Linked DNA regions of Homo sapiens: region 2 is linked to region 1. A link is an interaction called in ENCODE POLR2A ChIA-PET data of the cell type or tissue named here. Cell type or tissue: B cell. All regions are shown on one strand. Each heading gives the region's core, and the rest is flanking DNA. Links, peaks and the distances in the headings are about the cores only.

Evidence for each region. Peaks named below come from ENCODE experiments on the same cell type or tissue, not always from the same donor. Only the 100,000 strongest peaks of a DNase experiment are listed, where the experiment ranks them.
Region 2: POLR2A ChIA-PET joins it to region 1 with 7 read pairs; 2 of 35 experiments call an interaction of 5 or more read pairs at or near these places.

What each region holds. Positions count from the first base shown.
Region 1 is chr2:234,016,916-234,033,093 of GRCh38, reverse strand. It overlaps TRPM8 (transient receptor potential cation channel subfamily M member 8), which reads right to left. Exons shown (of 26, transcript NM_024080.5): 26 at 13,572-15,795. Among named protein-coding and RNA genes, the nearest start is that of SPP2, 26 kb to the left of the region's middle. In B cell, for the core only: no CTCF peak of the experiment used is centred there; a DNase peak (open chromatin) is centred at 7,423; H3K4me3 peaks cover 458 bases.
Region 2 is chr2:232,752,915-232,769,092 of GRCh38, reverse strand. GIGYF2 (GRB10 interacting GYF protein 2) reads right to left here. Exons shown (of 29, transcript NM_001103146.3): 6 at 12,759-12,870; 7 at 8,502-8,613; 8 at 7,657-7,697. It overlaps KCNJ13 (potassium inwardly rectifying channel subfamily J member 13), which reads left to right. Exons shown (of 3, transcript NM_002242.4): 3 at 280-3,291. The coding sequence ends at 902. Among named protein-coding and RNA genes, the nearest start is that of KCNJ13, 16 kb to the left of the region's middle. In B cell, for the core only: CTCF peaks have their summits at 7,369 and 7,570 (motif pointing left); a DNase peak (open chromatin) is centred at 7,572.

The DNA of each region.
Region 1 (16,178 bases), core at 6,307-8,806:
GCCAAGAAAAGTGCCCTGAATGTTCCTACTGACTTTTATGCAGCTGGTCTCATGCCCATCTCAGATGCAGGAACTTCTTGTTATTTGTTTCTGGGCTTCTCAGAAAGGAAGTTGCCCCATGTATTATTATTAAATCAGTGTGTGCATGGGTAAAAGGAGGGTCTGGATCTTCCAATCCACCATTATGCTAGCATCACTCATAAATTTCTTGAATATTGGTAGTTAGCAATACCAGACAGAAAGAGAGCTCTGGTAAGTTTCACACCAGTAATTACATGCTCTGGCCTGGAGCTCATTGGCTAGACCTAGTCACATGACTTTACCTAATTCAAAGGGAGCAGGAAAGCAAGTCCTGCTATGTACCTTAAAAGTTAAGAACAAAATATCTGTCAGTGAGCACTAATGACAACCACAAAAGGAAATGCGGTATTGCTGTGAAAAATACTTCTGGTCATGATAATACAAACACTGAACAATAACAAAAACTATAATATGACTCTCTTGGGAGGATGAAGGTGGGGTTGGGAACAGGGCATGAAATGACTAAGTCTTTATTCTTTCACCATAGGAAGTCACAAATGCTAAACAATCAAAACTAGCAGTATGAGTCTATTACTTAGAAATAGGAAAAGAAAAAAGAAAAACAAACAGACAAAAGACTTTTAAGTGGTTGCTTCAGCTCTTAGAGTGAAGTGGGGCAAGGATTTACATGAACATTAACACATGTCATCCATCCAGGAAGAAAAGGGAAGAATGCAGTGAGATGCCTTATTAGCTTCCCTGCCACTCAACTCCAGATGCTCAGACTGGGAGCAAATCCTGTATCTGTTTCCACTTTCACAACCAGCAAACATGCACCAGTCATAAGCAAAAAACCTGAAGAACTGAATAATTTTCATTTGAAGGATAATTTGCAAATTTTGATACTTCCAGTAACCAAGTCTGATCCTGTGCTAACCCCTGGAAGCACAATAGCCTTACTATGTGACCAGAATCCAAATATTTTAATACAACACTCTTTCATTTTTAAAATGTAAATCAGTGGACATGTTTATGGGCTCAACCATTGAAAGCACTCCAAAAACTTCTCTAAAAGAGTCTGTGATGCTTTCAAATTATTGGGATTGCTTTGTACCTCTCCAAAATTACTAAGAAGCATGAAGTTATTTTCAACCTGGGAGGATATATACATTTTTAAAGCAGTCATTTTCCAAACATGTGCTATTGAAAAATATAGTGACAAGGGCAGGTCTTGGGGTCAAAAACCACTGTCTTCTGAATGAGGCCCCTAGCCCTTAGTGACTGAAATCATTAAACTCTTTTTATTTGTCTCACGTAGATGTAAATAATGATGACTGCCTTGCTTCTTCTCATCAGATGCACTCAATTGCCTTTATCTTTCTTCTGAAGACTGTCACGAAGGTGTTGGTGGGAGAATACTCAAGACAGGGAAATAAAAAAACTTGTAATTTCACCTCAAGAGAATATTCTGTATTTCAAAGCTAACCTCCTGCTGCCTAATCCTATTTTGCACGTTAGAAACTGAAAATTATGTTGGCCTCCCTGTGTGACTTTGAGACACTTCTAATCTCTGCTCCATTCTCCCACCCTCAGGCAGATGGAGGTCCTGGGCCAACTAGAGGTGATGTCATGTTCTCAAAGAGACAAAAAAGAAATGAGATGAATAATTTCCAAAGTATTCCCCAATTTTGATGCAACCACTTGGATAGTTTTCATGGGCTAAGGACTATGCTGAGCACTCACATCCCCACGGTAACCCAGCAGGAGAAACCAAATGTGACTCCCTTTTTGCAGACAGGAATATGGTGCCCAGATTGCAGGGTTAGTGGTGGAGGCAGGTGCCTGAGCTCTCTGCTGGGTTGTTACACTACCTTCTACTAGGCCACTTGCCATGGCCACAGGGGTGATAAGACTCTCCCTTAGGGACACCACTATAGGTTTGGAGGGATTGGGAGCCAAGGCAAAGCCTAAGTAGGGAGAAGAGGGAAAAGCTTCAACAAGCATTGCAAGGGACTTTCTCTTGCTTTTGACTACAACTCCCTACCTCACCTTCTCCATGGCCAAGTTATTTTGCCCAACCAGACTCAGCTCAGACTCCACCTCCCTTGCACAGTTTAATCCCATGCTCTCTGTCTCCGCTCTAATCCCATGGGTCCTACAGCAGCTCCCTGGGATTTCCTCTATTATCATGCCTTTCACACTGTGTTAATATCTTGAGTTTGTCTTTCTCTCTCACTAGACTGTGGGTTTTTTGAAGGCAGCAGTTAAGTCATTTATTGCAAATAATTCAATAAATGATTGTTGAATGAATAAATAAATGCATAAAGGAATGACTGCGTTCAGAAGAGGAAACTGGAGCTTTGTGACCTGCCCAATTTCACATAACTAGTTATGCCTGTACATATGTAAAAGTTATGTCTCCTAATTTCTGATTCAGGGCTTTTTCTACTATACTTCGCTAAACTCTGGATGTTTTTCCTCTTTAAGAGTCCCCTATAAAGATCAGCTAACACCCTGGGAGAAATTAATGTAACCATTTGAAAGGAAATAGACCATAGATTAAGAACATAGGAGGACATATTAATATTTCTAAATTTTCTGCAATAAACCAGTACTAATAAAAAAAAGAACATAGGAGGAAAAAAATGACAAAATTAGGAGAAAAAGGGAACATTAAAAAGTGAATAAGTAAGAGAGATGGTCAATAAAACCTTTGCTTATTTCGGATTATCATGTAGGGGTGATCTCAGGAATGTAGTTTGTCAATGCATAAGGAAAAACAGGGACTTATACTCAAGACATTCACATGTTTTATTTCTGCACATCTCGATACTAAAGTCTAAGAAATATACAGAATGAATAAAATATAATTAATTAATGTCAAAAACTGTGAAGGGTCTGAGATTTCACCAAACACGCAACTAGCATGAGTGCTAAAAGAAGACACAAGATTATTTGTTAGAGATGAAAGACAGTTTATTACTTACAGCAGGTGCCAGGGTTTCAATATTTTTTGCATTGGTTACTTGAGCTACAATTCCCACAAAGCAACACGAAAATAGCCATATTATACCTGCATATGCAGTCAATTATATTTCCAGCAGAACACTGATCTGAGAGAAATGGAATCACTTATTATGGGCAGGAAGCACACCTGCCCTTTTCTTTAGAGGAAGACATTATCTTTATTATATTGGGAAGCTAGCATGTCTGTCCTCTGTTCTGAAGGGGGACTTCATCTGTATCTTCCAAGGCTGTTCATTACTCAAAATGCTTGAATAGACAGATAGTCAGAAACAAAAGTAGTCAGTATCTCTATTCATAACATGTGCACAAACATAAGAAACCAATGGATAGTTACCCCCCAATAATGAGCTGATTTCTTTGCTGATTCACCTATTAAATAATACTTAGTCATTATGTGTCATGCACTGAGCTGAATGTGGGGGATACAATAGTGAGCGAACCTCGATATGATTCCTGGCTTCAGAGAGTTTACACTTCAGTGGAGAAGATTAAATATTAATCAAATAATCTCATAAATGCACACAAAGTGGCAACAGTGATGAGGAATCTCAAAAGAGGTCAATGGCACTCAGGAGGGGCTCCGTAGGAAGTGTTGCAAAAGTACATCACAGGAGTATTTGAGGTAGGGAGTCAAGAAAGGCTTTCCTGAAAAAGTGGATCTTGAGACCTGAAAGGCAAATCAGAATTAATGAGGCGAAGAAGAGAGGCCAGAGGTTCCAAGGCAGATGGAATAGAGCAAGAAAAGGGCCTGCAGTAGGAAGGAGAATGTCATTCCTGAGTGAGGGCATCATACAGTTTGCTCAGTGTGGTCATATTTTATGCCTGTTGTCCAAGACTAACTATTAACAGCATCTCTTTCCCTCTCCATAGTGTCCTTGAGAAATTGAGATAGAGATCAGAGAGGGAGAATATGTATCAGATAAGGCTAGAAAGGTAAGTAGGACTAGAGATTTTTTTTTTTTTTTGAGACAGAGTCTCACTCTGTCACCCAGGCTGGAGTGCAATGGCATGATCTCGGCTCACTGCAAGCTCTGCCTCCCGAGTTCGAGAGATTCTCCTACCTCAGCCTCCTAAGTAGCTGGGACTACAGGCACCCGCCACCATGCCTGGCTAATTTTTTTTTTTTTTTGTATTTTTAGTAGAGACGGGGTTTTACTGTGTTGGCTAGGATGGTCTCGATTTCCTGACCTCGTGATCCGCCTGCCTCAGCCTCCCAAAATGCTGGGATTACAGGCGTGAGCCACCGCGCCCAGCCAGACCAGAGCATTTTGAGCCTTATAGCCCCCAGTAACAATCTTGTTCGTTAATCCAAGAGCAAGCGGAAGCTATGTAAGGGTTTTAAATACTGCATGATCAGAGTTTCATTTTGAAGAGATCACTTTGGTCTAGAGTTGGAGAAGAGTTAGAGGAGGGCAGGAATAAGTAGGTGCACAAGGAAGTGTCGAAGTCTATTACTGTGCTTCAGGCAAAGATAACAGTCCAAGTCTAAGCTGGACAAAGATGCAGCGGTAGGGAAGGAAAGAAGTGTTTAGATTGCAGAGATGTTTAGAGGATACAATCAACAGGATATGAAAAGAAAAGTAAGAGGGTGCCAAAAATGACTCCAAGATTTCTGCCTGGTGGAAACATTAAAGAGTGGCAGGGCATGGTGGCTCACGCCTGTAATCCCAGGAGTTCAAAACCAGCCTGGCCAACATGGCGAAACCCTGAATCTACCAAAAATACAAAAGTTAGCTTGGCCGCAGTGGTGCACACCTGTAATCTCAGCTACTTTGGAGGCTAAGGCAAGAGAATCGCTTGAGCCTGGGAGGAGGAGGTTGCAGTGAGCCTAGATCGCACCACTGCATTCTGGTCTGGGTGACAGAGTGAGACCCTATCTCAAAAAAAAAAAATTAAAAAATTAAAAACCATTAAAGAGTGTATATCAAGATGTCAGTTGGATAAGCAGAGAGGGGCTCAGATAGGAAACCTGGGCTGGAATTATAAATCTAGGAATCAACAGAATCTAGACCATAACTGAAGCAATGGGTGTGAATGAGCTGACCCCGGGTGGTCCAGGAGAGAGCCTAAGACAGAGAAGGAAGGAAGGCCAAGATTCAGTGGTCAGAGTAGGATGAATTGCAGTCAGAGGGGACTAAGAAGTAGCAGTCAATGGTATGAAGAAAACCTGCAGACTGTGGTTTCCAGAAAATCAACAGAAGAAAGAGTTCAGGAAGAAGGAAGTTGTCAACAATGTCAAATCTGCTGGGCAATGAGGTAATGGGAAAACTGAAAAATGTCATTGGGTATAAAGACATTGAGATCACTGGCCAGCTTAGAAGGAGGAGCTTCATGGGGGAATGAAGGCTGTAGTGGACTGGAGAAGGCTAAGCAGAGAAAGAGAGGGAAAGCAATGGAGACAATGAGTATAGGGACATTTCTGAAAACTCAGACTACGAAAGAAAGGAGACAGAAAGGGCAATGGGAAGAGGGAGGGCATAGGCTTTATATAGTGAAAATGGGAAAGGCTTGAGCAAATTGAAATACTTCTGATGGAAGTTTCCAGTTGAGAGAGGAAGAGGTTAAGGGAAGGCGAGAGGAGGGGTAATCACTGCTACAAGGTTCCTGACAAGAATGGAGGGGATGGCATCCAAAGCACAGGAGGAGACAGCTGACCTTAGAGAAAACAAAAGAACACTCCTCCACTGCAGTAGAAAAGAACCCTAACGTTCTGGTCCAGGTGGATGAAGGTCTGTAACTTGGAAGAGAGAGATTGAGAGAATTGCTATTGGAATGGAAAAGTAGAAAGTCAGACTATTTGCCAAGACTACAGAAGGAGATTGGGGAACAAGAGGAACCAAAGCCTTTGAGGATAATGGAGGTCTGAAATGGCCATGACAGAGAGTAGGGAGTGGGTAGAAGGAGAGCTTCAGACAGAGCACACGCTTACACGCACACACACGCACACAAGCGAGGCAGGGCCCAAAATCCTGCTACTCCTCCTCTCCACACTCGGTAAATTCTCTCGAATGCAGCCGGGCGGGCCCCCTTCTTCCTTTCCACTTGCCTCCCTGGAACCTTCCTGTTTCCTCATTTTTCTACCACCAGGTTCATTCCCACAACCAAAGACTGCCTGGTGAACCAAGCAGGAAACTCCACCCTTCCGAAGGCTGTGAGAGGAGAGGGAAGGTGTGAACACTCATCATTTAACACCTGTCCTTTCTGCCCTGCCACATTTACAGAAATCACGTAAAAGCAACCAAAATGGTCAAGAAGGTTTGTTGTTGTTTGTTTTGACCAAAGCCATGTGCTCTCCTTCCATTTATTCTAGCAGTGACAAAATGTCAGTATTTCAAAGCAGGGAGAGCCTGCATAATTATTTGGTTCAAATCATTCCTTTTTCTAATGAGGGAACTGAAGCCCAGGGAAGCTTCATGATCCGTCTCATCAGTGGGGTTTTCACATTCTTTGAGAATGTGAAATACTGGAGAATTAATCTGAGCAAATCATATGAAGAGGTGAGCCGTGGTGCTCAATGAAAATGAACTTATCTTCCCTCTCTGAACTCAAAAGTGCTTCCATTCAAGTCAAATGCTCTTCAAGTCTGAAAATGAAAGCCTCCTGCCTTTTAATGGGGAGAGAAATTGTGTCACTTAATTGTGGAAGGATCAGAAGAGGAAACCTCATAACAAAGGAACCTAAATCCAGGATTCTGGAGCTCTCAGCAGTGGAAGGAAAATGATTCTCCTGACCTGGAAATGACCCTCCCTTGGAATGAGAGTATTGTGGTTGCCTGACACTCCGAAGGATAGCAGTGCTCAAAGTCCTGGGGCTTTGATGGGTTTTGAAGGGGCTGGAGGGTGGGGGAGCTGGGGAGTAGGAGGGGGCTGTGGAGGGAGAAGGATGGGAGGTTCTGCAGGGGACAGAGCTATTGCTTGGTGTTGGTGTCCTCAGGCTGTCCCTGGGGAGGGGGCTGCTAGGGAATGGACTGTGGAGAAACCTGCAGGGGGCCAGGAACTCAAGTCTTGTCAGTTCTGGGTCACTGAAGGCACATGGCTTAGAATAAAGCATCCATAAATCGCCTTATGCATCGGAAAGAAACTGACAGCGGGGCTTGAAAGGACATCCATTTCTGGAATAATCCGAGAGTGTTGCAGCTTCAGCAGAGCAGATTCAATGGGGAGGAGGGGATTTTCATTTTGCGGTGGTTTTGCCCCCATTGGGAGGTCTATCCAGAGGACGTGAGAGGTGAAGCTGAAGGCAAAAACTCTCGCCATCAACCCAGAGGGCAGTTTCTCTTGAATTCTTCACTCATCTCTGAAAAAAAGGAACCAAACATCATAGCCATTTGCCAGTGCAGAAATGAAAGCAAGAGACGCGGTGGAGGGGGGGGTGGGGGGCGGGTGGTGCGAAGGAGGAAGCTCAAAGGTAGGGTGAAAGGCATGTGAAACAGGGACAGAAACCCCGCACTATTTACAGTCAAGTGATTGGGAGTTACCATAGTCATAATAGAGACAGCATGCATTTGGAAGCATTATCTGTCCCTTTGTACTTACTTAAAAGCGATAAGGCAAAACACGCACATGGAATTTCAGTTATAGCCACACAAAATTACTGCAAATGCTATTTTCCCATCTCATAACTTAAAAGGAAAAAAAAAGTGCTGCTAAAGCTCTTCATTTGGAGACCTGCAGCTTTGTTGTTGGGTTTTGTTTTTTTTGGGGGGGGGGGCATGTGTGTGTGTGTGTGTGTGGAAAAAAAGCACTATACTGGGTGGAAAATCCACTTTGGGGTTGAGGGTGGCAGATGCACTTTAATACCCACACCCTATGCAGGGGTCTCCTGTGTCCCTGTAGGAAGCCTCCCTGGGGTCTTTACCCCACAGGTGCAGCTCCCTGAAGGCAATTGGCTTGTTTTCATTTTTCTCAGGCAAAATCATTCCTGACATGTGAAGGCAAATTTCACAGGATAACTGTGAAACATTTTGCCCAAAACACAGATTTTAAAAGTTGGTAAGTGACATGTAGCTACAAGAGCTAACATTTTATGAGTACGGACTGCATGCCAGGCAAGGGTCCCAACATATTTCAGAGGCGGGATTTGAGCCCAGGCGAGCCAGTTCAAACCTGTGCTCTCCACCACTAGCCCATATGTGTTCCATTTGCTTCAAACACTCCTCCGTGATAAGTGCTATTTATCCCTTAGCTGGGTCCTGGGGAGAGGTAACAGCGTGCTGGTAGCCCTCACAGCCCTCACTCGCTCGCTCTCGGTGTCTCCTCGGCCTCGGCGCCCATTCTGGCCGTGCTTGAGGAGCCCTTCAGCCTGCCGCTGCACTGTGGGAGCCCTTCTCTGGGCTGGCCGAGGCCGGAGCCGGCTCCCTTGGCTTGCGGGGAGGTGTGGAGGGAGAGGCACGGGCAGGAACCGGGGCTGCGCACAGCGCTTGCGGGCCAACTAGAGTTCCGGGTGGGCGTGGGCTTGGTGGGCCCTGCACTCGGAGCGGCCAGCCGGCCCTGCGGCCCAGGCAGTGAGGAGCTTAGCACCCAGGCCAGCAGCTGCAGAGGGTGCACTGGGTCCCCCAGCAGTGCTGGTCCACCAGCCCGCGCGCTTGATTTGTCGCTGGGCCTTAGCTGCCTCCGCACCAGGCAGGGCTCGAGACCTGCAGCCCGCCTTGCCTGAGTCTGCCCCCTCGCCCGCCGTGGGCTCCTGCCCGGCCTGAGTCTCCCCGATGAGTGCCGCCCCCTTCACTCCACGGCGCCAAATCCCATCCACCGCCCAAGGGCTGAGGAGTGCAGGCGAACGGCGCAGGACTGGCAGGCAGCTCCACCTGTGGCCCTGGTGTGAGATCCACTGGGTGGAGCCAGCTGGGATCCTGAGTCTAGTGGGACTTGGAGAATCTTTATGTTTAGCTAAGGGATTGTAAATACACCAATCAGCACTCTATATCTAGCTCAAGGTTTGTAAACACACCAATCAGCACTCTTTATCTAGCTGAAGGTTTGTAAACAACACACCAATCAGCACCCTGTGTCTAGCTCAGGGTTTGTGGATGCACCAATCAGCACTCTATCTAGTTAATCTGGTGGGGACTTGGAGAATCTTTATGTCTAGCTAAAGGATTGTGAATGCACCAATTGGCACTCTGTATCTAGCTCAAGGTTTGTAAATGCACCAATCAGCACTCTGTGTCTAGCCAGGGTTTGTAAATACACCAATGGACACTCTGTATCTAGCTAATCTAGTGGGGAGGTGGAGAACTTTTGTGTCTAGCTCAGGGATTGTAAATGCACCAATCAGCACCCTGTCAAAACGGACCAATCAGCTCTCTGTGAAACAGACCAATCGGCTCTCTGTAAAGTGGACCAATCAGCAGGATGTGGGTGGGGCCAGATAAGGAAATAAAAGCAGGCTGCCCCGGTCAGCAGGGACGATCCGCTTAGTTGCCTTCCATGCTGTAGAGGCTTTGTTTTTTCACTCTTTGCAGTAAATCTTGCTGCTGCTCACTTTTTGGGTCCACACTGCCTTTATGTGCTGTTAACACTCACTGCGAAGGTTTGCAGCTTCACTCCTGAAGCTAGCGAGACCACGAACCCACCGGGAGAGACGAACAACTCCAGACTCGCCACCTTAAGAGCTATAACACTCACCGCAAAAGTCTGTAACTTCACCGCTGAGCCAGCGAGACCATGAACCCACCAGAGGGAAGAAACTCCAAGCACATCTAAACATCAGAAGCAACAAACTCTGGGCATGCTGCCTTTAAGAACAGTAACACTCACTGCGAGGGTTTGTGGCTTCATTCTTGAAGTCAGTGAGACCAAGAACCCACCAATTCTGGACACACTGGGATGCCTTCCTGCCTTTTCTCCCATAGCGAGGTTGTGACCCCCTCCTACCTGCTCCCCTAAAGTCCTTGCACTCAAGCCCCCATCACAGTTCATGGCTCATGCCTGCAACTAGCTTGGACCTGGCTTTCCATGTGGATTGTAATTCCATGAGAATAGGTTTAGGTTATAGCTAAGCACATTATGGCACACAGTTTATGTGTCTAAATGCATACGTGTGTGAACTGGTACAAATGTCCAGGGCTTTGTCCCACAAGAGCTCCTAATCAGGGGAGTTGGGGAGACAGAGCTGTGATGGTTAACTTCATGTGTCAACTTGACTGGGTCATGGGGTGCCCAGATATGTCGTTAAGCTTTATTTCTGGGTGTGTCTGTGGAGGTGTTTCAGAATGAGATTAGCATTTGGATTGGTGGACTCAATAAAGCAGATTTCCCTCCCCAGTGTGGATGGGTATCACTCAATCCATGGAGGACCTGAATGGAACAAAAGGGTTGAGGAAGGCTGAATTCTCTATTTCTGCCTGACTTTGAGCTGAGACATTGTTCTTCTGCCTTTGGACTGGGACTTGCGCCATCAATGCTTGTGGTTCTCAGGCCTTTGGACTCAGACTGGAATTACACACTACCAGCTTTCCTGGGTCTCCAGCTTGCAGATGACAGACTGTGGGATTTCACAGCCTCCATCATCATGTGAGCCAGTTCCTCATAATAAATGTATTGTTTCTGTTTATCTGGAGTCCCCTATACAATGACCAGCAAGGGCTGAAGTCAAGTTTGTAAATAGGGGTCTGTCCTCACATGGGGCAGGACTTGTGACCTCTGCCTGGGATTGCAAGGAAAGGGTGCAAAGGTGCTTAATTACAAATAATATTTCAACTAGGCAAGAGAGAAGAAGGAACATGAATAAAGAAATTATACAGCACTTTGGAGAATGGTGAAGAAGAGCTCAGTTCAACCACATAAATATCCCATCCAACTCCTGCAACAGACCAGGCACTGTCTGGGTGTAACGAGTTAAACAAACCAGTAAAAGTCTCTTCCCTCAAGAACTTCCCAGTCCAGTGAAGGGAGGAGACACATAAACAGATCATGATGGGAGTTGATCATCACAGCTGCCTGACCATGAATTGACTACAGGGGTGTCAAGGCACTTAGCCACTAAGTAGGGTCCAGCCAGGGCCTGTGACTAAGAGAAGTCCTTGTCCAGCACCAGGTGACCTACAGGTTCTATTTTCTACACGTGCCATGAGTGGAAGAGCCAGGAAGCCCTCATAGGACAAAGCTACCAGAGGTTGCTCTGGGAGCAGAGGATCAAGGCAGGCTTGCAGGAAGAGGTGATTCTCAAGTTGGGCCCTGACGGTAAAATAAGAGTTTGCCAAAGAGACAGGTGGAAGAGACATTAGCCAGAGAGAACAGCTGAAAATGGTGGTGATGGGGACAGCTAACATTCACTGAGCAGTTATAAAGGGCCAGCCCTGGATCTAGGGACTTCTCAACTTATCTCATGGAATCCTCTCAGTCCTCTGAGGAAGAAGGGTCATTTTACAGATGCATAAACCAAGGCACAGAAAACTCATATAACCTTTTCAAAGTCGCAGAGCTTTCGAACAATGATGCAGTTCTGAGTTATAGCACTATGCTGCCTCCTTTTAGGAAACCCCTAGAGGAATAAAACAAAGGATAGGGGAAAGCCATGGGGAAGAGTGGCCAACACAAGTGGTTTGGTTTTCCCCTGGCAAAGAGTGCTGGGCAGTAGGTGGTGGGAAGTGTCAAAGGGGAACATGCCACTCAGCTCAGGACAGGAGGGCCACACTGGCAGTTGGCATGAAGTCTGTGCCCAGACGGCTGTCTTCGAAGTTTGGGATCTAGGCAGGGAGGACTCTAGGATGCATCTGCAGAGGTAAGGGCCAGGCCGCTGCTGTCCATGAGCCCCATATTAGAAGTTAGGCAGGAGTTAGTACATAGGGAATCTCTGAAGACTTGTGAGCAGGGAATGGTTGGCTCCATCTTGCATTTCAGAAAGATACCCCCAGAGCAGTGTTGAGAATCAATGGGAGAGGTGAGAACTTGGATGGAAGGATCTTGCTGCAATCTAGCATGATGGGGGGCTGTGGGGGGCTCGCAGGCATGCCATGCTCCATGTTCTAGAAGGTCACGGGTGTTCTGATGATACAAGTGCTTTAATTTGTGTATTTATTTTCTGAAGATTTGTACCATCCCAGGGAAAGGGTCCTCAAAACACACTCCCCCTAACACATTCCTCTAGCCTGCCCCTTTTTGCTGTTCTTAGTCTCCCTGAATCCTCCTCAATATTTTCCCAGCAACTTCAAATGCATCCCACTTGACTAATGCACCGCCGTTAGTGACCACGTGCAGCCACCTGTGTCTTGCCCTCTACCTTGAGGAGTTTCTTGGGGCAGTTCTGCTCTACAAATACAAGACTGGTCTCCTTGGGAGGAATTCAGGAGAAGCCAATGTTCTCTGTCTTATTTCACAAGCAAAGATGAGTGTCCCCAGGCACTTCCCTCATCCTCTACCCCACACAGGAGAATCTCCTTATTCTGTATGTGGATCTGCAGAATAAAGATACACACGCACTTGGAATTCTGCCTTGTAGTGTTAATTTCATTGCTTAAATTAACCTCAACTATTCAAACAGATTGTAAAATGATGGAAGGCGCAGGCTACCAATCCCTTTCACTTATTTTGAACCATTCTTATAGCCAAAGAAGTGCCCAAAGTCAACATTTAGTAACAACATGTTACATGTTACACATATAAAAGAAGAAGGGAAATTTCTTCTTGTCAGATAAGATTTTTGTAGGGAACAAACTGATTTTAAAAATTTGATGCTATAAATGTGTATGTGTAGTACCCTAAGCCCCAACTGATTCCACTAAATTAATTGTGGTTCAGAGATGCCTGTTTGGGTCTGATAAACAAATGAGGTAGGCCAGCTACTGTCACTTTTCCCATAAAGATTTCTATCTTCAGGGGAATAAAGGCTCACCTGCTCATACCTGAGTTCGGGTTGGGAAGGTCAGTGGGATGTGTGCTCCCCGTATCCAGCACCAGCTCAACCCTGACTTTCAAGCCTTTTATTTTGAGACTGAGGCTGCGCCAGCAACTGTATCCATGACAACAACACACTTCAGTCCCCAGGTGGACCAAGCAGCAGCAGCATGGGAAAAGAGACATTTCCCAGATTCTTCCTGGAATGAATGTGTGTTTGGAGCAGGAGGGCCCAGGAACACTCTGGAGACAATGCCTACAACAAGGGAATCATGTCCTTTGCTGGGCCCGAAGCTCCATTGTCAAGTGGTTTGTGGACAATCAACATTCGTGTTGACCCCAACATAGAGCAGGAGCACCTGTTTGTGAGCCCACATGAGGCCTCAAAAAAGCCCCATGACACATTGGGGTGGCTCTGAGTCAATGAATCTGGAGTCCCCGGGGCTACAGATGGATGCCTGACTTGGGGGAAACCAAAAAGTGGGCCACAGAATTCAGATCTGGCCATGTTGACAAGAACCAGAACCAGAGGGGGGAATTCATTTGCTTGCATTTAATCAGAATGCTCTAGTCATCTGCTTAGAGAAGTCAGTTCATGTAACTCTGGGAACCAAATCCCTATAGAAGTGAATCTGACCGAATTAAGGAATTTTATTTTGTCACTCTCAATAAAATGACAAAAGCAACACATGACAATTCCTCCATTATTTATTTCATGAACACACTCATTAAACCAAGCTGCAGGATTCTCAGTTGTGCAAAAGTACACAGGACACATTTAGTACCATACACAAGGACATAGCACCTTTGATTAGAAGTATGTTCAATACATTATTGTGAACTACACTAAAAATAATGATTTTTCATAAGCAAAATTCTCAGAGTAACCTGCAAAAACATCCACCAGATGAACTGGGTTGAAAACATTTAACAGTTCCCTCTCTAATGCAAGTTGCTTCTCAGTATTGGGCAAGTTTTCTGTCTTGGTGTTTAAGTAAAAAGGCATCTTTTATTTGTGTTAATTCCTTGCAAACATAGTGAATGTTGTGAGTAGTTATTTTCACTACTGCCCAGACAAAAGGAAAATAAACTTTTTTAGTTAATGCTTTTGTAGTTTTTCAAATTAGATCTTTTAGTAGCTTCCTTCTAAAATTTCCTCCTTCAGCCAGTGAGTTTATAGTGTATTCAAAGCTGAGAAACTAATTATGGGCATTTCAATTGCCTTGTGCACATCCTGCTCAAATACGACCACTTCCAGAGAAAGCTGGGACTACAGGTGTTCAGTAAGATAATCTCTCCAATTCTATACCATTCCCTTCACCATCCATAATATTTATTTATTTATTTATTTATTTATTTATTTATTTTCAGTCGGAGTCTCACTCTGTCACCCCGGCTGGAGTGCAGTGGTGCAATCTTGGTTCACTGCAACCTCCGCCTCCCAGGTTCCAGCAATTCTTGTACCTCAGCCTTCTGAGTAGCTGGGATTACAGGAGTGCACCACCACACCCAGCTAATTTTTTTATTTTTAGTAGAGATGTGGTTTTGCCATGTTGGCCAGGCTGGTCTCGAACTCCTGACCTCAAGTGATCTGCCCACCATCCATAATATTTAAATAAGCATATTGACTTCTTCTTAAACTAAGGGTTAAATATAATATTTTATTTTAATAGTTCAGGTTCATGTATCTCATATCTTATGCTCAAGTTAATAATTCCTATTTGCTATACATTTATGAAAAAGCCTTATAAATGGTTTTAATAATAAATAGATATTTTAATATTTAATAATAAATAGATATTTATTGGAATCTAACCTTGGAAAATTTTCCCAAATACAGCAATAGGATTCATGCACAAAGATGCTCATCCCAATGATCAACTGGAGATAGCCTTCAATGAGCAAAATTATGGTAATCGCTAGAGGTTGCCTATTATGCAATTATTGATATAATGTTTAAGAAGGCTATGAATATAATAAAAACATATTTGATAAAATACTAAGTGAAAAAGCTTACATAAAAAGTATATATGTAGTATGATAACATTCTGTAAAATTTTGAAAGAGAATTGAGACATACATAGAAAAAAAATAGACTTGAAAAACCATCCAGAAATTGTTAGCAGTGATTACCTTAAGGTAATGGGGACAATTTATGTTCTTTCTACATCTCTGTATGGTCTAAATTTTCTATAATAGCCAGCTATTATTTTTAATGGAAAAATAATAAGAGGAGTATCCAATAAGAACAAAGTCAGTAGTGCCTTTCAAGGTTGCATTTTGGGCGACTTTTCACATATTTAGGAATGGGGGTGGTTCCTTCAATAGGAGCCTGGTGAGTCCAAGAGAGCAAGAGACTGCCTTGTCACCTCCTCTGACAGGTAAGAAGCATCCTGAGAAATGAAAACACTTTTCCTGAAGAGAGCGGGGTCCTCTTGCTGCAGCATGTTTTAGAATCTGGCCTAATTTGAGAGACTTTTAACAATATGCCAACTAATTAGTCACATAATACAAAAAAGGGAAAAGTAGAGAATCAATTGGAAATGAACAAAATAACAATACAGGAGTAAAGCATGACCAGGTTCTTATTCATAGGATAGATGTTCTCCTATATATGTGTTCATCAAAAATAAGATTAAAGGAAAAAGGAGGCGGTAAGAACACACTTAAACTATCAACCTCCAGTCCCAGGCATTGAGACACAGAGAGAAACAGGCACCATTCTGGAGAAACACATAAAGGAAATATTCTTCCTTTATATCCGTCTTCAAGTATGAAACCAATCACACACTTTATTCTCAAGGTCTCAGCACACTAGGGTGATTTAAAATCATCCACCATGTACCCAGGGGTCTGAAAATCTCTCATTTAGTAGTCGATAGCAAAATTGTTCATCAGCATTCCTTAATATGATCTGTAAAAACAAAGAAAGAACACTGTGTTAAGAATAGATTTCCCACTTCCATTCTCAGGCAGGATATGGTTTGCTTCAAAATATACTGGGAATATACTGGGAATAGATCCAAATATACCACCAAAGTTGAGAGATTTTTTTTTTTATAGAAGCAGCTCTGAGAATGTTTTTTTCTCTTAAAGATGTGTATTCTGACCAGTTTATCGGTGTGAGCTGCGTGACTAAGGTTGAATGATCAAGGCTCAACTCATTCAAACTCATTCAATCTAGGTTAAAACCCAGAATGTTTCTGAGCATTTTATTTGCTCAGTGGTTTCTGCATAAATTTTTAAAAACTGAATTAAAACTGAAATAACATAAAAATGTGGGTTTTTGATGAGTCC
Region 2 (16,178 bases), core at 6,357-8,856, 1.3 Mb after region 1:
TTGACTTTGTAAGAAACTAGAGGATGAAGTTTTACATTTCTCTGTAACAAAATCATTTTGCTTATCTATTCTGAAATCATGGTTTTTAAACAGAAATGTACTTTGAAAAATGCTTCAGGCAAATAAGACTGACCAAATTAACAATGAGTTCAATTCCTGACTCACTGAAAGGCATGGCACCAAGAAATGTGTAAATATTTGATATACACTTGTCATTCAGAAAAAGTATTGATATTTAAAGTCTTCATTCTAAAAAAAAATCAATAATTTCTTATTTAGGTGCTTTTGTGGCGAAGATTGCCCGGCCAAAAAATCGAGCTTTTTCAATTCGCTTTACTGACACAGCAGTAGTAGCTCACATGGATGGCAAACCTAATCTTATCTTCCAAGTGGCCAACACCCGACCTAGCCCTCTAACCAGTGTCCGGGTCTCAGCTGTACTCTATCAGGAAAGAGAAAATGGCAAACTCTACCAGACCAGTGTGGATTTCCACCTTGATGGCATCAGTTCTGACGAATGTCCATTCTTCATCTTTCCACTAACGTACTATCACTCCATTACACCATCAAGTCCTCTGGCTACTCTGCTCCAGCATGAAAATCCTTCTCACTTTGAATTAGTTGTATTCCTTTCAGCAATGCAGGAGGGCACTGGAGAAATATGCCAAAGGAGGACATCCTACCTACCGTCTGAAATCATGTTACATCACTGTTTTGCATCTCTGTTGACCCGAGGTTCCAAAGGTGAATATCAAATCAAGATGGAGAATTTTGACAAGACTGTCCCTGAATTTCCAACTCCTCTGGTTTCTAAAAGCCCAAACAGGACTGACCTGGATATCCACATCAATGGACAAAGCATTGACAATTTTCAGATCTCTGAAACAGGACTGACAGAATAAGACTTATCCATTTTTTAATGTATTAAATACACCCAGCCAGTTATGCAGCTACTTTTTCTTTACTGTATCTCATGTTTTCTTTTTTCAATGCTAATTATAGCTCTCTACATCACGGTAATCATGCCTATGCCTACATAAGAATGGCTGAGCTAACAATACACATTCTGGAAACATAACACTCTACATTACAAAGTTTGTTACCTGCTGAAATCAATGTAACTCAACTTGACAGACACTTATACAGAAATGTTGCTGGTGAATTTATAAGAATGTGGTATGATACTAGTAATGAAGGCAAAATGGACAGTGAAGTTTAACACAACTGAACTCTAAGAAAATCAACCATTAATCTCTCATTTTCATCTGCAAATTGAAGCAACAGTTTAGTTTCAAACCTAGCTCCCTGGGTGGAATGACGACTTCACTATACTTAGTGAATATCCTTTAAGAGCTGGGATTTTTTTCAAGACAACAAAGATCATTCATTTGGTTCTTTATACTATGAAACTTGAGTAAGTATTACCTCCTTAATTTTTAACAACTAAGAACAAAAATTAACGAGAAAAACAACAAAGTACAGATTTATACATAAACCTAAAAGCATTTGAACATGACACCCGAACACATACATATATGTTCACTTATTTGTGGCAGAAGGTGATCAGATAAGCTCCAGCCCAAATGGAACCTGTGGGGTGGTATTTTGCATTGCAAGGAGACGCAAAATTTTATTTTAAAACTGTCCTCCATAATAATCAAACGGTGATTCATCTAAATGACTTCTAGCAACCTAAGTAAAAACATTCCCCTCCTATGTATGATTCATTTGATCATATAAAACATCATGATGGCTCTAATTCATAAATACAAAAATATATTTAAGTCTTTATAGATATAAAGCTTTACTTAGATATAACTTGAGTGAGTAGGGAAAAAAATCTACAGTAGATAAAGCAAAAGATAATTAGGCAACAAAGCATTTTCAAACTCAAATTCCTGTTTCCAACTTCAAATAGTTTTTTCTATAAACACAAAATCAGTGTTTATTCACCAGTAGGAGGTTGGACTAGATGAACTCTATTATTTCTTTCTAAATCTAATAGTCTATAAAAATTATGTTTCCTCTGTTTTTTATTTTATCTATGCTAAAATGAGCCCTTTCCCTTATGTCCAGTTTAAGATGATCATTTGCATGATTTTCATTTCAATAAAAAAAAGAGAAACTGTCCTTAAAACAAAACAAAAACCAAAAAAGTCACCCTATCAGGTTTCAAACAGATTTGTGGCTGTTCTTTTCTGAAATTTCCCTTATTCAGGTTTCTGTGGGAAAAATGAAAGATTAACCTTCCCCACTGGTGATGACCTAGGCAGGAATCATCTCTTGAAATAAATACTAGCTGAGTAAAGGCAAGCAGGTGTGAAGAGCAGGGCTCAGCAGCAAGTCACATTTTTCTACTATTTGACCAAAAGGAAAAGAAAATAAAGAAGAACTCTGGAGTGGTCTAAGACTGATAATAGCAGAAGAATATCAAGAACACAGAAACTTAATTATTGTGAACTTTTGCTGTTTGAAAATCTTAGACATTCATTCTTAAGTAGAAATCAGACCAACAGATTTTCCCAACCCAAGACTATTGTAACACATAAAGACAGCAAGAATTCTTATTTCTATAATAAATTAACAAGATTCACCTAACCTTTGAAAATAAAGTAGTATTGAAGACTTACATGGTATGTTTTTTCCTAAAGGCACTACATCACTTACACAGTTCACCCTCTCGCTTGTTAAGTGAAGCTGCCCAAGGTGACATAAGTGAATGAGTAAAACCTGAGATCTAAGGTTCCATTTAAGTCAGATGAGTTTCATATTATACTTACTGTTTATAATAAATTTGGCATTTGAAAACTAAATATGACTTCCCCTACACATGCCAAAAAAAACTATTGGTAAACTACTGTTATTTAATAAACACTTTATAAATCTATAAGAAACGTGATCCAAAACTTTTTTGCAGGAGATAGAAAGTTTCTGGGAGGACTGTTCATTGTTTCTTTCACTTATTTCAAATCACAGTTTCTAGGTTAAGGATTAGGTTTTCTATAGAAAGACCATTATCCTCTGAGGAAAAGGAAGTAACAATGGAAAAAGGGCGGAAATTACTGGGAGGGAGGAATGGCTGCTCTGCCTTTCTGGATGTGCAGCTCACTAACCTGGATCATCTGGGAGCTTGGTCATGAAGTCTTGCACACATGATCAGGAAGACTACTTCGGAACTAACTTTAAACGTTCCTTTGGAAACTGATAAAGATAGCATGACAGTTTCAACAAACTGGAGGCATGTCGTTACCTAAAAATCTCAGGGGCCTAGTTTTACATATGTACAAGCCCATACTACCAAGTACCAGAAGAGTCTATAACCAAAAATTGCTATGTCTATTAACAAGTACTTCATACCAAAATACACTAATTTGTATTGCACTGGGCTGAGTGAACCGGTATCATATGGATTATTTTTTAATAATCCTTTCATTTCACCCTTACAGAATCATACCATAAGATGGGCACCAGAACTGATCTCCCCCTGTGCACAATCAATTCCTACTGAGTAGGAATTCTAATTCTAGTATCAAAGACATTTTTCCACCTTCACATTCTCCTATGGTTGTTCACAGGGGTTATGCAAGCTTCTTACATCTTACAAGACATCTTACATCTAAAGATGTCTGTAATTCTACCCATTTCTCTTTTCATGAGAAGCAAATACATGGTAAGCATCATTCCTAATTTTAAAAAGAATAGATCATCCTGGAATCTTCAGTACTTGAACTGTCTTAATGTGATGTCGTAGGATATCTCACAATATACTCATATTGACCTCATACTGATCAATGTATCAGTGTGCCTGAACAAACTAGTTTAGTATTGCTACTCTTGGAGAGTGTAAGATATAATTATGAACAATGTTTTTTAAAGACCTACATTATCGTCAACAAAAGTGGATTACTTCCAAAAAGTAAAAGCTCAGAATCTTTAGCAGTTAACCTGAAGTGAGCATCTTTTCAAAAAGCATTCAATCAAAGTGACTATGACATATTAGAATATGTATGTATGTGGAAATTACCATGATATTTTAGTATACTAGCAGTTATATAATAGTAGATACTAACTAGAAGTTAGTATCCTTAATATTCTGAGATACTTCATGTTAGTTTAGTTTTATGGAACCTGCCTTTTCAAAGATATACCAATGGGATGTAAATAAAAGAACCTTTACCTTTAATAGAGGGTGGCTAAGAAAATTACCCTCATTGGATTAATATAGTTAAAATATGAAAACCACAAATAACAACGACTAAACTTGACTATTCCAAACCACCAAAGTGTGAATATGTGTGAACAGTTAAAACCAGGCTATTGTTCTATCAACTCACTACTTTCCCAAGGCAACCCAAGCCATTTTCAGACAATTCTAATAATTAGATCTTTTAAGATTGTGTCCAATACCTGCCCCCTTGAACCTTCCAACAGTTAGCCCTTTTCTGCCCTTTAGAAACATACAGATCAAGTCTAAGTCCTCACCTCACATGATCATGATTAGTAGGCAGGTATTGATAGAGAGTGACCCTATAAGCCCTCCTCCCCACTCTGCCCTGTCCACAATCTTGTCTCCTATCTAAACAGCTCCATTTCCTTCACACAGTTCCCATCGCAAGGCTTCAAATGCCCCAGCCCTCCTACTCAAATGTGTGGACCCTTTCAAGGGGTGGTCCCAGAAGTGAACACAATGCTTAGGCTTGCCTGTGACAACATAAAAGACAATGGGCCTATCACCTGACTCACTGAGGACACTTTAGTAAATACTGCCCATGGCTGAGAGGACATCAGCACACCGCTGATGAACATGAAGCCCAGAGTCACTGAGAGGGTTGTATCCTTTCCACAGAAGGCTGCTTTTACATGCAGCCACTCCTTAAATTCTGTAATTTCCTTATGTAAGACTTTTCATTTCTGCTGTTAAAATGCCCCATTTGATTAGATTTGGTCTCGATTCACCTTGATTCTGATCCCATGTCCTAACTGTTCCACTCCATAGATATCCCTCACAATATTGAATGATTTGAAAATCTGATCAGCATACCAACAATATCCTCTAAAGAAATATTTTGCACCTAGCACATAAGTGAGAATTTAATATTTGTTGAATGAATAAATGAGTTCATATGCTCTTATTTACAGTAATCCCGCCTTATCCACAGTTTTGCTTTACAGTTTAACTATGGTCAATCATGATCAAAAAATATTACAGTACTTTGAGAAAGAGACAGAGACCACATTCACATAACTTTTTTTTTTTTTTTGCAGACAGAGTCTTGCTCTGCCAGCCAGGCTGGAGTGCAGTGGCACAATCTCAGCGCACTGCAGCCTCCACCTCCCGGGTTCAAGCGATTCCCCTGCCTCAGTCTCCCTCAGTAGCTGGAAGTACAGGTGCTCACCCACCACGCCTGGCTAATTTTTTTTTGTATTTTTAGTAGAGTCAGGGTTTCACCATGTTGGCCAAGCTGGTCTCCAACTCCTGACCTCACGTGATCTGCCAACCTCAGCCTCCCAAAGTTCTAGGATTACAGGTGCGAGCCACTGTGCCCAGCCTCACATAATTTTTATTACAGTATATTGTTATAATTGTTCTATTTTATTATTAGTTATTACTGTTAATATCTTACTGTGCCTAATTTATAAATTAAACTTTATCATAGATATATATGTATAGAAAAACACAGTATTTATGGGATTCAGTACTATCTGTGGTTTCAGGCATCCACTGGGGGTCTTGAAATGTATCTCCCACAAATAAAGGGGGAGAACTACTATAATCCTAAAAATTCTGTAAGGCATTATCACTCATTTTATTATGAGACTAATGAGATCTGAGAGCTTAGAATAACCATGATCTTCTGATTGCAAATCCTGTACTCTTTAAACTACTGTTCATCCCCTCTACATATTCATGGCAAAAGTACTGAATCAGACAAGGATGGGAGCAGAGGTCTTGACAAGCCCCCCATGATTATGTTAATCCAACAGTCTACAATATGGCTAAAGCTAACAATAAACTATCTACCTAGTCTGTTCCCAATTTCCTCATGCTACACACCTTTAATTTTTTTTTTGACAGGGTCTCACTCTGTCACCTGGGCTAGAGAGTGCAATGGTGTGATCACGGCTCACTGCAGCCTCGACTTCTTGGGCTCAAGCTATCCTCCCATCACATGATGGCCTCCCAAGTAGCTGGGACTACAGGCACATACCATCATGCAGGTCTAATTTTTGTACTTTTTTGTAGAGACATGGTTTCACCATGTCTCCCAGGCTGTCCTGCCTTGGCCTCCCAAAGCACTGGGATTATAGGCATGAGCTACCACACCTGGCCTTAACGGTTTTCATTAATATAAATATAACTACGTATTCCCAATGCCACATTCATAAATGAGAAATTTTAATTATTGATATCTTTAAGTTTTTAACAGAAACAGTGATACAAAGCTGACTGTTAAAATTACTTAGTTTTTAAAACAATCTGCAAGTCAGTCTGTGAATGGTATTTACATATTTAACATTTGTTTATAAGAAATATTTACCACTGCCCGGTACAGTGGCTCATGCCTGTAATTCCAGCATTTTGGGAGGCTGAGGCGGGTGGATCACGAGGTCAGGAGTTCAAGATCAGCCTGGCCAACATAGTGAAACCCCATCTCAACTAAAAATACAAAAATTAGCCAGGTGTGGTGGCACGCACCTGTAGTCCCAACTACTCGGGAGACTGAGGCAGGAGATTCACTTGAACCCGGGAGGCATAGGTTGCAGTGAGCCGAGACCACACCATTGCACTCCAGCCTGGGTGACAGAGTCTCCAGCCTCTGAGACTCTGTCTCAAAAAAAAACAAAAAAAAAAACAAAAAAAAAAAGACATGATTAACACTATCAGTTATAATCATGCTCTGGAGAACTTTTTTAGCACTTGTAGGACTTGGAACTTGTAATAATTTTCATAGTACCAATTCATGGTACCATGAATTGGCATTATTTTCTCCTCAGATGTTAATACCTACTGGTAGTTTGTAAGGTAGTACCTTTAATCAGCTAGGAAGCTCATCTTAACAGTATAAATTCTTTAAATATAAATTATGTATTTAAATACAAATTTAAATACAAATTATGATTAATTCATCATAAACAATGGAATCCTGTTCCTTTATTATGTTCCTCTTCAGTGGCTACCTTAACTGCAATTTATCTGAGTTATTTTTTTTTTTGTTCTCATCACAAAACAAGAAAAAAAAAAAAGGACTATACAGCAAAAAGGCCAAATGAATAAATTAGTAAATTAAGAACATTCATAGTTTTGGCCTTTGTTCTCTGATACAAAAGCAAAGATTTTAGCATTTGCCCTATTTCTTCTCATCTGTGAGATGCTATCTACACTAGAAAAAGAGTTAGTAGATTGGTTCCTAACTTGAGTCTTCAGTTCACAAATTGGCCTTAATAAAGAATATATGCCTTGCAGAGAACACACAGACCAAGTCAAGTAAATCCTAATGGCTGTATTCATCATCTCTGGTTTCATGCAGTAGAGACTTCAAATAACCGTGGAAGTTTAAATGCAGGAAATGCTGCAGCCCCATCTACTGGAGAGGTGCAGGTAACTGAGTCAATTTTTAATAAATTTATCCTTATGTGTGTAGGTAAGAACCTTACCTACATCTTTTCGTCCTGGTTTTTCAAAACGTCTGTCACCCCTGGAAAAGAAAAAATAAGTTTCAAACAAAGTCTCACAGTGATATAGATTTCCTATCTGTGACACTCACTTTCCCATTTTTCTAAAAGCATTTCTTCTTCAAATTACAAAACAAATAAATACATAGTTATTGCCTAATATTTCGAAAATATAGAAAAGCACAAAGATAAAAAGAAAAATATCCATCCCCTCACCTACCAAAAGCTGTTTCTATTGACCCAAAATATTATTTTTTAAATTAGATACATAGTATACAGTTTTATATACTGCTCTTAGAATGTGTTTTCCCACATCATTAAATATTTTCAAAAACACCTCTAATGCTCATATTAATATCCTACTTTGTGGATATACAATTATATAAGGCCAACATCAATCTGTTTGGCTTATTTCAAATTATTTTGTATTATAAATATCATCATAGTGAACATTCTTGTACAGATATCTTTGTGCAATTGCCCCCACTCATCTTGACAGACTTCATATAAAGCCACAAACAATATAGAGAGAAGATACTTTTACTAATACCAACAAACAATAACATGACAATTTGGTATTTGCTATCAAATACCAAATCAAATTAACTATGCTGGCACTCATATATTAACCTATCTATCTAGAATCCGTCTTCCTTTAAATAAGAATCATTTAAAAATTTCTAATGTACAACTTGATGTTCAATACTTAAGAGCATTTTTTAAAATGAAACCCTTTAACTGTACAAAAACATTTCTCCCCGCAGAAAGCAAAAAATATAAGTTTTATATGCCAAGAAATTTTTATGCCAATATGTGGATCCAGTTACCTTTCCTCCCAGCTCTGCGATCTATGCATTTCTCTGCCACCTCCTCGACCAAAAACACCCTCTACTTCATCAAAACTTCTTTGGTAGAAACCACATTCACCTCTGCCTCTGCCTGAAAATAAGAAAACAGAAAAAAATGATAGTCAGATGTCAACATGTGGCACACATTCACCACCATAAATTAATATCTAAAGTTCTATCTCTATACAAGGCAGGACATCTACATTTAAATACTGAACGAGGCCTGATGATCTTGACTTATGAGACCAACAATGGCATTGAAGTAGCTGGACCACAAGAGGCTGAAAGAAACAAGTTAAAAAAACTAACATAATATAATGCAATAGACCCAGTCCTGAACAAGAAAGTATCAACTTTAAGTTCTTTAACGAACAGTTGAATAGTGAAATTCTAAGAAGTTCAATAAAACACTACCGTAGATTAAATATTTTATTGTTTTATTTTCATAAAAATGGAAGAAATCTTGGTTTAGAGAGTTTAAGAAGACAGGGGCTAAAGTTAAAAAGTCAAGCATAAAAGTTAAAATAATTTATCTAATCCCAGAGAAAGGATAACTTAATAGCATCAATTCTAAAACCATCAAACCTCATGAATGCCATACAGGGTATATTACAGAGTAACCAAAGGTACAGTTTACTCTACACCCAAATCTTGAAGTTAAAAAGAAATGTATCAGGACTAAACTTGAACCAACAAAGCTGGTAGAGTGTCTGGGCATAGGGATTGAGAGGCTCTCTCTGGTGGTTCAAGCATAAACTGGCCTTTACTGAAGGCAATTTGGTTAGATCTATTGACATTTGATTCAACAATTCTACTTAGGATTTATCCTAATAGAAATAGTTGTACAAAAATGCAAATATATATGAAGATGTTCACTGTAATTAAAAAAAAAAACTAGAAATCTAATCAATAAAGGATTAGCTACATAAATTCTGATAAAATACAGTAGAACACTATGATGCCACAGCAGATTAAGCACGGACATTATTCTGTTCAATAACAAGAACATACTGAAGAATGATGCATATAAAAATTATTCCATTTATATAAATGATATAGCTGCACCGTTAGGGTCAAGAAGGCTATATATCCAATTGTTAGGTCTGGAGGCAGAAGACCGTATGCACTTTTAGCTTCATACTTTATGTACAGTTTTCCCAACAAACATTTGTATTCAATACACAGGTGAGAAAATGAGAGGAGGGGAGGAGGGGTGGGGGTCCAAGGATGTATTTGTAACTAGGTGAAATCTTAGCCATCGTCCCTAGCTCAATTTTTCTCACAGTGCACAATGACCCAAAGAAAAATGATGGATCTTGATGAATGCATCCCAAAGCTAAATATAATTGAGCTAATTACTTCAAATATCCATGCAGTATTTCTATTTCTTGTTTGTAATTTATCAAGAATTAACTCAGAATACACTTGTACTTTTATATGACTATATTATGAAGTATCAAAATAATGCACCAAATTATTTTGTGGGTAATCTTAGAAACAATGGATACCCTCTTGACGAGTGCAAGTATCCACTTCTTCATTTGTCAAACGGAAGTGAGAAGCACGGTGGAACTATAATAAAGTTACCCTTCCACTTGTGTCAACTTCACTTAAAGTCAACTCACAGTTTAAGTACTTCTCCCCTTCAGGAAATGTATACACTGTATTTAAGATCCTAAAATAATGTAATATAAATTGTCATATAACGCATGTCCTCTACAAGGAAGATTTTAGGATGGGGGCAAAAGTCTCCTCATCTTTTAGAGAAAGCCATTTGCTCAGGAAGGCCCTTACACTTGTATCACCTTGAAGAAAATGTTTTATTCCAGAAACATATAAATATAAAAAATAGCCTCCAGCTTACCAGAAAGACAAGCAAAACACATATAAAATATTTTCTCAGTTATAACTAGCACTGACACCGGTCCTGCTAATGATACTAAAACTTTAGGGTGGGACATACTACAACGATCAGGTTCTAAAGCTTTCCAACTTGGAAAAATTTTAATCTTCTATAAAGTGGTTCCCATACATGAATAAGGAAGTAAATATAACATGATGAACCTATCGTAAGGCTCAATTAAAGAACTGTTCTACTAAGAATTCACCCTATTCTTTTTGGGAATTAAAACATACTTCCTTTTAATAATGATGAAGACAATAGTTGAGAGCTCTGTCAATCTGCTTTATTTTTAAACAACCTAACCAAATAAAATGACAGTTTCATGTTGTTCTTACCACCTATTTAGTTTATTTAAATTTTACTAGTACATGATATTTAGCAGCCTGGAAATCAGTCAATTTCCACATCAAAGTTTCCTAAAGTTGCAAACAGCCAAGATAATCATCTAGTGTTAGCTCTGCCTATACAAAGAAAAGCCACAATAATCATTATTTAACCAGCAAGTTAAAATTAAGTAATGAGTGGAAAACACAAAACCACAGATTATAATTACAACCTTCTTTCAGAAAATGAGCTACTGAGATCATTAAGAAGAATCACGGGTGGTTGAGATAATGTTAAAAGTACTTTTCACACCAAGTCAGTTCAGTCACTTGACTAGTTTCGTGCCATTCTTCAACATTAATATGTAAATAAAGTCATGACTTCTTACATATGTCACATCTATCTTTTTTACATAGCCTGATTAAATTCTGAATGTAAGCTTTCTATCATATGTGATAACCCTTCATTTCAAAGAAACCAAAAAGCAAGGAGAAATTCAATCATAAACCAAAAAGCAAGGAGAAATTCAATCATTCACTTGTTTCTAGATTAAGTAATGGCGGGGGGCGGGGGGTGCTGTTCAGAGATTGGTTGGTATTTGCAGCACACAAAAGTCGGTGTTATTCACACTTCTTCACCAAGAAGATCTCTCCCTGGCTTGCCCTGAAAAGCACTGGAGGCAAAGCTGCCCAAGTACAACCTCTCCTTGCTACCAACCCACAGCAGAAAAACACAGGAAATGCCCAAGCAGCAGGCCAGAGCCATAAGTGGTCAGTCCCAACTCGAAACCACCACCATGCCACCAAGATGCATGGATCTCAAATTCTGGACCAATGGAACCTAACTCGGTGTATGAATCTGAACTGCCTGTGGAGCTTTTGAAGCACACACATGCCTAGATCCCACCACCCAAAATTTTGTTGCACAGGTATTTCCTTTAAGTTTTACAGATTAGTCTAACATCTCCTCAGGTTAAAAAAAAAAATATTCTCTAAAGATGGACAAATAAAGCCAGAGGGAAAAACACAACTATGTAATAGTACCTAGCAAAACAAGTGGAGACTTTTAATCAGACACTTCACACCTGGATTCCCACATTCTGAGTGGACTACTAAAAGAAATCTCTTCCCAGGAATGCACAATTGAATGCATTTTCTAGAGAGACTGTAGATAAATTACTCTATTTATAAAGAATTTAAATACTCTATACTCATGATCATGCCAATCTTGGTGGTACAATATGCAGAGACAATGGTCTCACTCATTGCAGACATCCAATTCTTCCATTTCTAAAGCATCTCTTACAGAAAATCACAAGGTGTATTTAGACCACTGTTATGATTTAGTCAACGTAAGAGCTACATGATTAAGCAAATATTCATATTACAAATATTTAAGAATGTCGTCATATAGGAGAAAATCAGCAAACCCAAAATAGGGGGCAGATATCAAAGAAACAAGTAATATCAAAATAAGAACTATTTTTCCAAGACAAAAATATGTAAAACTATAGGTTAAATAAATGAATGTGGCAGAATTATCTTTTTTTCTACCCCTAAATGTCCTAGTCCTGATGAGGCAGTTTTTGTTAAAGCCCCTCTCTGGCTGGAGAAGCTCTTGGCACACGCCCCTCACACAGAAACTGTCACAGAGGACTGCAGGTACTTCAGTGCTGCTTCCATAGTTAAGACACTTCAGGAGTCGTTGGCTCCCAGAGTGTAAGGCTCTCCAGGGATGAGGAACATGGATCTGTTGGAGTGAATTGGGACTGTCTAGACTCCCTCATGTTCAAATCTGTACAGCTAGAATTATACTCTTCTGCTCCAAATCAGGGATTATAGAGGAGATACCTCTAAAAAATGGTTCTGAATATAAATATTCAGGACATTTAGTATGCAGTTAATGTCAAAGAACAGTTTTTATTAAATCAGGCATTAAAATATTTTAAAAGTAAGTTCTCTATCCTCCTCCTCCTCCTCCATTATTACTTTTTTCATATGAAAGCTCACCTCGCCCTCTTGAAGAACTTCGACCTCTAGGAGCCCCCACCACTGTTCCTCCTCCTCCTCGTCCTGTCAATCGCAGGACAGCAGCACTATTTACAGACATGGAAAAGTTTCTCTGCCAAAAAAAAAAAAAAAAAAAAGAGAAAAAGGAAAAAAAGAAAGAAAAAAATGGATGAAACAGATAAAACTACATGTTGCTTCTCCCCACATTCCTACTGCATCTATAAAAAGGCATCTAATTACTACTAGCAATGGAAAACCATAACTGCACAACATACGAAATGATCCAAAACTTGATTTTACCTGATAATTGCAAATTAACATTTCAGATCAACAAAATTGACAACCAATGTCTTACACTATGCTAGGTTTGGTGAGGAAATAAGCAAACAAACTAAACACTCTATATATACACAAGTAGATAGGGAAAATACATAACAGAATAAATACAGAAAATTTTACAAAAGAGATCTGGTTTGAAAGGGTCCTGTAAGCCTTTAACTGGTGAAAAGTGGAAATGAAAGGGAGTTACCAAAAGGTCTGATGCGAGAGTAGGACATTCTGCACATCAATGTGAATTAGCAACTCCAAGTAGTATTCAACAGAATGACAGGAATCATAAGTGAATGGGAAAGGGCCAAGGATCTAAACAAGAGCAACCATCTAAATAACACATTAATGGGAAGACGAAGGGAATACTTAATAAGTTAAAGTAAAACCCAATCACTCAGTTATTAACCTGCATTTGCACCACAGCCAATCTGGAACAGGGTCAAGTAAAAAGAGATAGTGGAGTGCACCTTTGGTATGTCTGTAGCCAAGGGTTCTCCTGGCAGAGAGAAAACCTTAGGCTTAAGAGTCAAGGTAAAAGGCCAGGCGTGGTGGTTCATGCCTGTAATCCCAGCACTTTGGGAGGCCGAGGCAGGTGGACATGAGGTCAGGAGTTCGAGACTAGCCTGGCCAAGATGGTGAAACCCTGTCTCTACTGAAAATACAAAAATTAGCCGGGCGCGGTGGCAGGCACCTGTAATCCCAGCTACTTGGGAGGCTGAGGCAGGCGAATTGCTTGAGCCCAGGAGGCAGAGGCTGCAGTGAGCCGAGATCATGCCACTGCACTCTAGCCTGGGCGACAGAGCAAGACTCCGTCTCAAAAAAACAGAAAGAAAGAAGTAAGGTAAAAAAGAATCCTGCAATTCAACTAATATTTTAGTCCAAACTGGTTTCCACTAACTTTCTATTTTGATTCAAAATCCACTGAAATATGATGTCTATACCACCTTCTTTTGAAGAAGTCAACATCTAATCGTTAAAAAACTTCTACTTTCATTATTAAATGTGTTGTAATAAATAGGTCATTTTCTCCTAGCTAGTTTTTTCAGAATTTTATTCACAACAATTTGTTTGATAAGTTTTAGGAACTTTATCAGTGTAAATAAGATTTTTTTTTTTTTACTTTATAGGTATATAATCATATAATCAAGTAACATCAAAACTAAAGACTTAAGATATATTTGACAACTAAAAATAAAAGACACCAAACTCAAAAATTATATTTCTATTTCAAACTATAATAAAATGTACTTAATAAAAAAGAAAACTGATTGAAACATATATATTAACTTACCTTTTAGCACAGAGTAAGCAGTGGGGTACTAAATAATGTCTCTGGGTATTACTATAATTAAACAACAGTATGAGGTCCCAAAATACAGATTAATATATTCTAATATTGAAATAATTGTGGTCAGAGCTAACTGCATTATTATGCTAGGATCCCATGCAGTTGAACACCTGTCAACCAAACTATCACATATATAAAACTCAAATGCACCCATTTGTATGTGTGGGGACACACTCATATATTTTCACAAACTCTCATACATTGCTGATGAAAGTATAAACTAGTATAATCTCTATAGAAGGCAATTTCTAAAAATTATTTAAATGCCCATCCCCTTTGACACAACAATTCTACTTCTTACCCATGTAAAAAATTAACATAAACAGAAAGATCATTAACTGCAGTACTGCTCATAAAAGCAAAAATATGGAAGCCATCTATGTATTAGCCAATCCTAATTTAAAAATCATGGTCCTCTACATGTAAAATTCTGTACTGCTGATTAAAAAAAAAATGAAACAACTCTATTTCTTTTTTTTTTTTCTTTTTTTTGAGACGGGGTCTTGCTCTGTCATCCAGGCTGGAGTGCAGTGGCACGATCTCAGCTCACTGCAACCTCCGCCTTCCAGGTTCAAGCGATTCTCCTGGCTCAGCCTCCTGAGTAGCTGGGACTACAGGCGCATGCCACCATGCCTGGCTAATTTTTTCTATTTTTAGTAGAAATGGGGTTTCACAGTGTTGGCCAGGATGGTCTCAATCTCCTGACTTTGTGATCTGCCCGCCTCGGCCTCCCAAAGTGCTGGGATTACAGGTGTGAGCCACTGTGCCGGGCCACAAATCTATTTCTTAGGCAGAATCATGTGATAACAAAAACTGCAATGTCCTATGGTCAACCTAATATATAGAGACATGGAGCATACTTGTAATTAGGAACACGGAGAGGCCAAACTCCCTGGGACTGAATTCTGGCCTCTATACTCAACTTCTCTGAGCCTCATTTTCCTCATCTATATAATGTAGACAGGGATATTTTTATCTACCTCACGGGTGACTGCAAGCACGCAACACATTAAATGTTAAGTGCTTAGAACAGTGTCTAATACATACTAAAAGCTAGTATGCCATTATCTCTTAGATGCTTAGGTTAAAACTGTAAAGTGCCAGGCACGGTGGCTCACACCAGTAATCCCAGCACTTTGGGAGGTCAAGGCAGGCAGATCACTTGAGGCCAGGAGTTCGAGACTAGCCTGGCCAACACGGCAAAACACCATCTCCACTAAAATTACAAAAAATGGCCAAGGATGGTGGCAGATGCCTGTAATCCCATCACTTTGGGAGGCCAAGGCAGGCGGATCACTTGAGGTCAGGAGTTGGAGACCATCCTGGCCAACATGGTGAAACCCCATCTCTACTAAAAATACAAAAATTAGCCAGGCGTGGTGGCGGGCGTCTATAATCCCAGCTACTCAGGAGGCTGAGGCAGAAGAATTACTTGAACCCGAGAAGCGGAGGTTGCAGTGAGCCAAGATCACACCACTGCACTCTAGCCTGGGCAACAGAGTGAGATTCTGTCTCAATAAATAAATAAATAAATAAATAAATAAATAAATAAATAAATACTGTCAAGTGTAGAACTGTGTGCACAGCATGCTACCATTTATGTGTGTGTGTGTGAAATAGTGTTTAAGGGAATATACAGATAGTTGTAGACACCATAAGCACCCCTGAAGTGAATACAAAAAAAATGGAAATAGTGGTTATTTCTGAGGAAGAGTAATAAGTGGCAGAGTTTGGGTGAGTCA